Linked DNA regions of Homo sapiens: region 1 is linked to region 2. The links are chromatin loops, found by intact Hi-C in ENCODE. Cell type or tissue: CD14-positive monocyte. All regions are shown on one strand. Links, peaks and the distances in the headings refer to the core of each region. The heading gives the core; the rest is flanking DNA. Region 1 has its middle 3.9 kb from the start of ME3. Region 2 overlaps PRSS23 (serine protease 23).

Region 1 (2,916 bases), core at 205-2,704, 130 kb before region 2:
GAAGGGGAGAATGGTTCCTAGGGACCACTAACTAGAAGTCTAAATATAATACTCATTTTCTGTTGAAGTGCTTAGCCCGTAGTGGGTGATCAGAAACTGTGAGCTGTTTTTATTGGCACGTGTGGTTTCCATTTCTGCTTTTGTGGCAACTTCCTTACTTTTAGAGCTGAATATAGGATTTCAGAGACCAGGTTCAGAACCATGGAAACATTACAGATCTTCTTCCAACTCCATACAACTCTGACTTCCTTAGCCAGCCAGGAAGTTGGCTTGTGATCTGGTGATCTGGTCCAGCACTATATAGAACTAATGGGTCTCCATAATTTGTCTTGGCCCCTCTCCTTTCATATCCCATTTACTGACTTCTGCCATCATTGTAATGATGCTTCTTGGGATGGCAGAGAAGGAATCTCATTCCATCTCCTCCAGCCAACAGTTCCATATTCCAGGTATAGTTAATACTTTTGCTTTTCCATTTTGATTACAGAGATTTAAATATCTACCTGTTTCCCTACTAGATTGTGAATTCCTTGATGACTACAACCACCATTTATAATTCTTTGCATCTCTATACCTGGGAAAGTGCCTGGCACTTAGAATTAACTCAGTTTCTTGAATTAAATATAATTGTGGTTCAAATTTGTGCATAACCTTCCAAGGAGTGGAATTAATTGAAACTAAATTTGGTACATTGTTAAAAGGGCACAAAATGGCTTCAAGTCAGATTTTTAACTCAGTCAGCTATCTTAAAACAAGATCTCTTATCTTCTGAAAGCAGATGTTAATGACCTTACACATGGATTTTAAAAAGGAGGTGAATATAAAATTCATTATTTTTCAGTTAATCCCATTGCTTCACAAACTTATTCGTAATATTCTGCACAACATTTAATGTTCATGATTGCCCCAAAGAACTCTTTAAATTCATATTGCTGCTAGTAATATTTGTAAGCACTTCAACTCTATCATTATTATTATTATTTGCAGCAAAGGAGAATTATGGGGATCATTTATTTCTTCCTGGTCTGCATACTCATCACTCTGCTTATGTGCCCTGAACTCTGGGCCTTTGCTCAGCAGTTTCCTCTGCTTCCAGCATCTGCCAGTTGAAGCCCTGTCTGTCCTTTACAATTCTACTCAAACACTACCTCCTCCAATGAGCCTTCCGAGAGTGCCAACCAGCAGCTTACCCTCCCTCCCTGATGCCCACAAACTCTGCTATTTTTATCTCTCCTATTCACTTTTATTGCACTTTTGAAAATCTCTCCTATTGTGCAAAGAGGCTCATAAAAGTGAACACCTTTAAATCCAGATAGTCTGGACTCTCTACCAGTGAGTGACTTTGAGCATTTTATGTGACCTCTTTAAGCCTCACCATCCTCATGGATAAAACTGAGATCCTAACATCACTTCTCACGTTGTTTTTTGCTGGATTTATTTATTTATTTAAAATGCATTATAGCATACACTTACCACCTACGTGCCAGGTGCTGTTCTAAGCACTTTATAAATGCTAAGTCATTTAGCCTCACGAGCTATCATGCCATTTTGCTCAGCTCCAGATCTAGCTTTTTCTACTCTGGCTTATGGCTGAAGCTTGGGCCCTATAAACCCATTCTTTGGCAGCAGGGTTCTTGTTCATTTCTGCCAATAGGGGGCACTAAAGGGAGACTGAGGGCTGGAGAGGGGAAATGTTCTCCTTTCTGTTTGCTCGCTGTTGGTTCCCTGCAGCATCCGCCCAGCAACAGCCATTTACCCGGCATCAGCCATTGGGCCCAGCCTCCAGCCCCTTTTCACAGCCTAGAATCAGGCTTCCCAGGCTTCCGCAGACTTAGCAGCAAGTCTTTTTCACCTCAGGTCCAGCTTCTGATGGTGCAACCACTTCCCTTTGTTCCTCCAACCCTGGAGATGAAACCTGCATGCTCCGGTTACCATCTGTGATTGCCTCAGCACTCCTTTTCTTCTCATCCAGCCCTGCAGCACCTGGGAAACCAGTTCTTTATATTAACTTCCTGTTGTTGAGATATACTTTGTGTGGTTCTGTCTCCTCAACTGGACCCATCTGTTATAGATTGGTACCATTATTATCCTCATTTTACACATAAACAAAATCCAGGAAAATTAAATAACTCACCTGAAGTGGGCTGGGATTTAAACCCAGGCTCAGGTGCCATGGTGGTCCCAGGACACTAAGGGCTCGTGTTTGGTCAGGCCTGCTGCATGGCCAGCACTCAATGAACAGTGGTTCTCTGATCTCCAATCGTCATCCTCATCACCACTCTTCAACCTTTCATCCTACCCAACACCTAGGACAGGGTGTGTGCAATCAATGCCTACTGAATTGAGTCTGATTACCTAAATATGGGAGGACTGTGGCATAGAAGGGGCTTGAGTTAAAAAAGGGCATGGGGGAGCCAATGGGGCCACGAAGCTTCTGCATCCTGTCCTTCTGACTCTTCCTTTGGAGTTGTTTCCAAGGTAACTGATTCTCCCTCTCTTCTTGACCTGCTCCCTACCTCCCTGCCACGCTTTCCCTGTCCTACACTTTGGCTTGTTGACTTCTGTTTTTCTATTAAGTAGGAATAAACAGTTCTCTGACATTCTGAGAATATCAAAAGCAAAAATAAAGGGGCCATTTTGTTGGGTAGCAGAAAACACGTTTCTTATTTCTCTGTTGCATTACATCCTATTTCTCTATTCTTCTGTTGCATTGTCATAACTTTTAATACCCAATTTTAACAAGAAAACATCTTTTAAATAACCACATTCCTAAGAGAGGTGGTCCACGGAGTTCAGTTACCCCTGCAGAGTGTTATCACAAAATCACCTTGAAATGTTTGTTTATAAACTATTTCAAGTAGTGGTTGCACCAAACATAATTGCTTCCAGAGAGAAGGACACAATAGACTGCATTAC
Region 2 (2,916 bases), core at 190-2,689:
GTGCTCAATGTAAGTCACATTAACATTCCCCACATTACTCAAAGGGAGGAGAGAATGGTGCGTTGAAGCCCAAGATACAGCCATGTGGGAGATATATGACTCCTCCTAGTCCCTGTCACATTTGGCAGGGATTCTGGTGTGAGTGGGGCATTTAGTCACCTAGACAGCAACTTATATAGAGAAAAGGCTGCTCAAGTCCTCGATAAGCCCAAGGGATGACTCCTTAGCCAGTAGGTGGGAATAATCAGAACCATGCCCCACAGATCTCCTAAAGGGTTGTCATCACCACACCCATTTCACTGCCAAGTTCTCCATTGGAGAGGAGGACTCAGCTAGCATTGGCATCCCCTTCCTAGTCCACTTAAAACCTTTAGTCTTGGCAATATTCCCAACAAGCACATACAAACACGTGTGTGCACATATGCGGGCACCCCATGTTTTCAAGGATTTAAAGAAATAATTAAATGTATTTCCTTCCTACAAAAGGGCTCAGGGACCCTTCCTATTTGGAAAGATGGAGACAAGTAGAATTTCAAGGAATTAGGGAGTCCCAAGGAACTGGCTTTTCCAGGACCTTATTTCTTTCTTTTCCTATCCCTATTCTCCCTGACTGAAGTGGAAGCCAAGAGAAAAAGTCAAGCAAAAAGGTCCCAGAGGTGGGTGGGGCACACACATATGTTAGAAACACAGTGTGGATATTGGGAATGAGAATGGGCATGCTCAGCTATACTACATCAGATCATTGGGATTTTCTACTTTTATATAAAAGGGAGCAAAAGGCACCCAAAGTTGCCAGTAGATCTGTACTTTCAAACAGGAAGAGAATGAGAATAACAAAACAGTTTCTTCCTAACTTCTGCTGTGTTCCCAGAGCCTCTTGAGACCCACCCCTTCCGGGTCCTTGTTTTTGGATGCTTGGTTGTGAATGAGTTACCCTACCTGCTGAGTCAGCTTCTATTGAACCAGAAGAGTCAGAGCCACTGAGAGCCAACTGATGCTTAAACATTTATGAAAGCACTTTCAGTATTCCTCGTTGTTGTTTTTCTTGTGGGATGATTGATCTGGGCATTTAAACATACCTTGCAGTATAAAATCCAAACTTCTTTGTTTAGTACACATAGCACTTCACAATCTAGCTCTTGCCTGCTGCCTCCACCACTTCCTCTACTCCACCCTTGCTGAGCTAAGTGTGATTCCCCAAATTACTCACATGGTTGCATGTTGCTGTGCCCTTGCACAGACTCTTGTTTCCCTTCCCTAAGTATCCCCTTCTCTCTGTCTTATGTTATCAGACTTCTTTTCTACTTCAGCACCCATCTGAAACATCAGGTGATGCCTGGAAAATTTCTAGGCAATTTGTTCATTTAGAGGGTAAATTTAAATTACATAGCTTACTGAATGACCGAAGCATCAAGGAGGGACAGCTCCACGGTGTCACCTTTACTAGGACTCCTATTGCTTCTAAATGGTGGGTACATTTGAAAAGAACGGGTGCATTTGCCAAATAATACATTTGGTCCTCTATATTGAGAGGTTGGAGCGAGGCTGTGGCATACTATTTCTCAAGCATCACTTCTCCTAGAAGGCCTCTCTTGTTCTTACTCCCACAATTGGCCTCAAGCTGTTTCTCTGAGCTACCGCATCATCCATGTACATCATTGTCATTAGCGTCAGCATGCAACATTCATTCACTTTTCCATTAATACAAGCATCCATTTAACAAATCTTTGTCGAGTGCTAGCACAGGCCCAAATTTAAGAGATTTAGTTGGTAATACAGATATAAACAACTGAAAAAGTAACCAATGGTAACAGTTCATAGTGTTATAGCTGATGCAATATTAGAGCTTTAGATATTGACAAAGATCCTGGTAGTGTACAACATAATCCAAAGGAAGAAGGAATATTTTATTAGAAGCCTAGCCACTCTGGAACTCAATATATATAATAGTAAAGGTTGTTGTAAATTCAAAGCAAAAAACAAAACAAAACAAAAAATCTCATACCCTTTCTCGAGTGCACCATCATTTAAAAACCACAGGAGTGGTGGTAATTGTGACACTGTGGAGCTGTCCTTCTTTGATGTCTCAGTCACTCAGTAAGCCATGTAATTTAAATTGACCCTCTGAGTGACCAAGTTGCTCTGAAAATTTTCCAAGTACATGTTACAATGAGAATGAGAGAAGGAGGAGGGAAAGGCGGGGACATCATGAAGGTAGAAGAGGAGGAGGTTTAGAATCAAGCACAAAGAGGGCTCAAAATTACGTGGAAATTGGGGCTGGTCAGTCAGTTAGCCAGGGGACTAATGACTTTATGCCTGCTACTCTGCAGTCTACCATCATTAGGGACATCTTAAACATAGAAAGGAAGGAACACCCAATTTCACTTCAGGCACCCAGCCACAGGAACTTTCCTAAGGTTGAGCCTTTGCGTTGAAAGTGAGACCGTTATCTAAGGATTCCTCTCCACACCCTGATTCCTGAGGAGTGTTCAAAGACTCAGAAACAATGACAGGCCTGCTGCTGAGCTTTGCTGTCTGCAGTAAATGAACGTTCAGCCCTTGCCCTCCTGACCTGCTTGTCTTTGTTTCTACAGAACAGTGCTCGGCATGGCAGGGATTCCAGGGCTCCTCTTCCTTCTCTTCTTTCTGCTCTGTGCTGTTGGGCAAGTGAGCCCTTACAGTGCCCCCTGGAAACCCACTTGGCCTGCATACCGCCTCCCTGTCGTCTTGCCCCAGTCTACCCTCAATTTAGCCAAGCCAGACTTTGGAGCCGAAGCCAAATTAGAAGTATCTTCTTCATGTGGACCCCAGTGTCATAAGGGAACTCCACTGCCCACTTACGAAGAGGCCAAGCAATATCTGTCTTATGAAACGCTCTATGCCAATGGCAGCCGCACAGAGACGCAGGTGGGCATC

The links. Hi-C counts contacts between places; a loop is a spot of excess contacts. Peaks named below come from ENCODE experiments on the same cell type or tissue, not always from the same donor. Only the 100,000 strongest peaks of a DNase experiment are listed, where the experiment ranks them.
Region 1: it touches region 2 in a loop (2.0-fold over the local background); 56 of 110 quality-filtered maps call a loop at or near these places.

What each region holds. Positions count from the first base shown.
Region 1 is chr11:86,675,033-86,677,948 of GRCh38, forward strand. No RefSeq gene overlaps it. Among named protein-coding and RNA genes, the nearest start is that of ME3, 3.9 kb to the left of the region's middle. RefSeq lists a silencer at 1-249. In CD14-positive monocyte, for the core only: a CTCF peak has its summit at 1,652 (motif pointing right); no DNase peak of the experiment used is centred there.
Region 2 is chr11:86,805,037-86,807,952 of GRCh38, forward strand. PRSS23 (serine protease 23) reads left to right here. Exons shown (of 2, transcript NM_007173.6): 2 at 2,595-2,916. The coding sequence starts at 2,608. Among named protein-coding and RNA genes, the nearest start is that of PRSS23, 6.0 kb to the left of the region's middle. In CD14-positive monocyte, for the core only: no CTCF peak of the experiment used is centred there; a DNase peak (open chromatin) is centred at 1,185.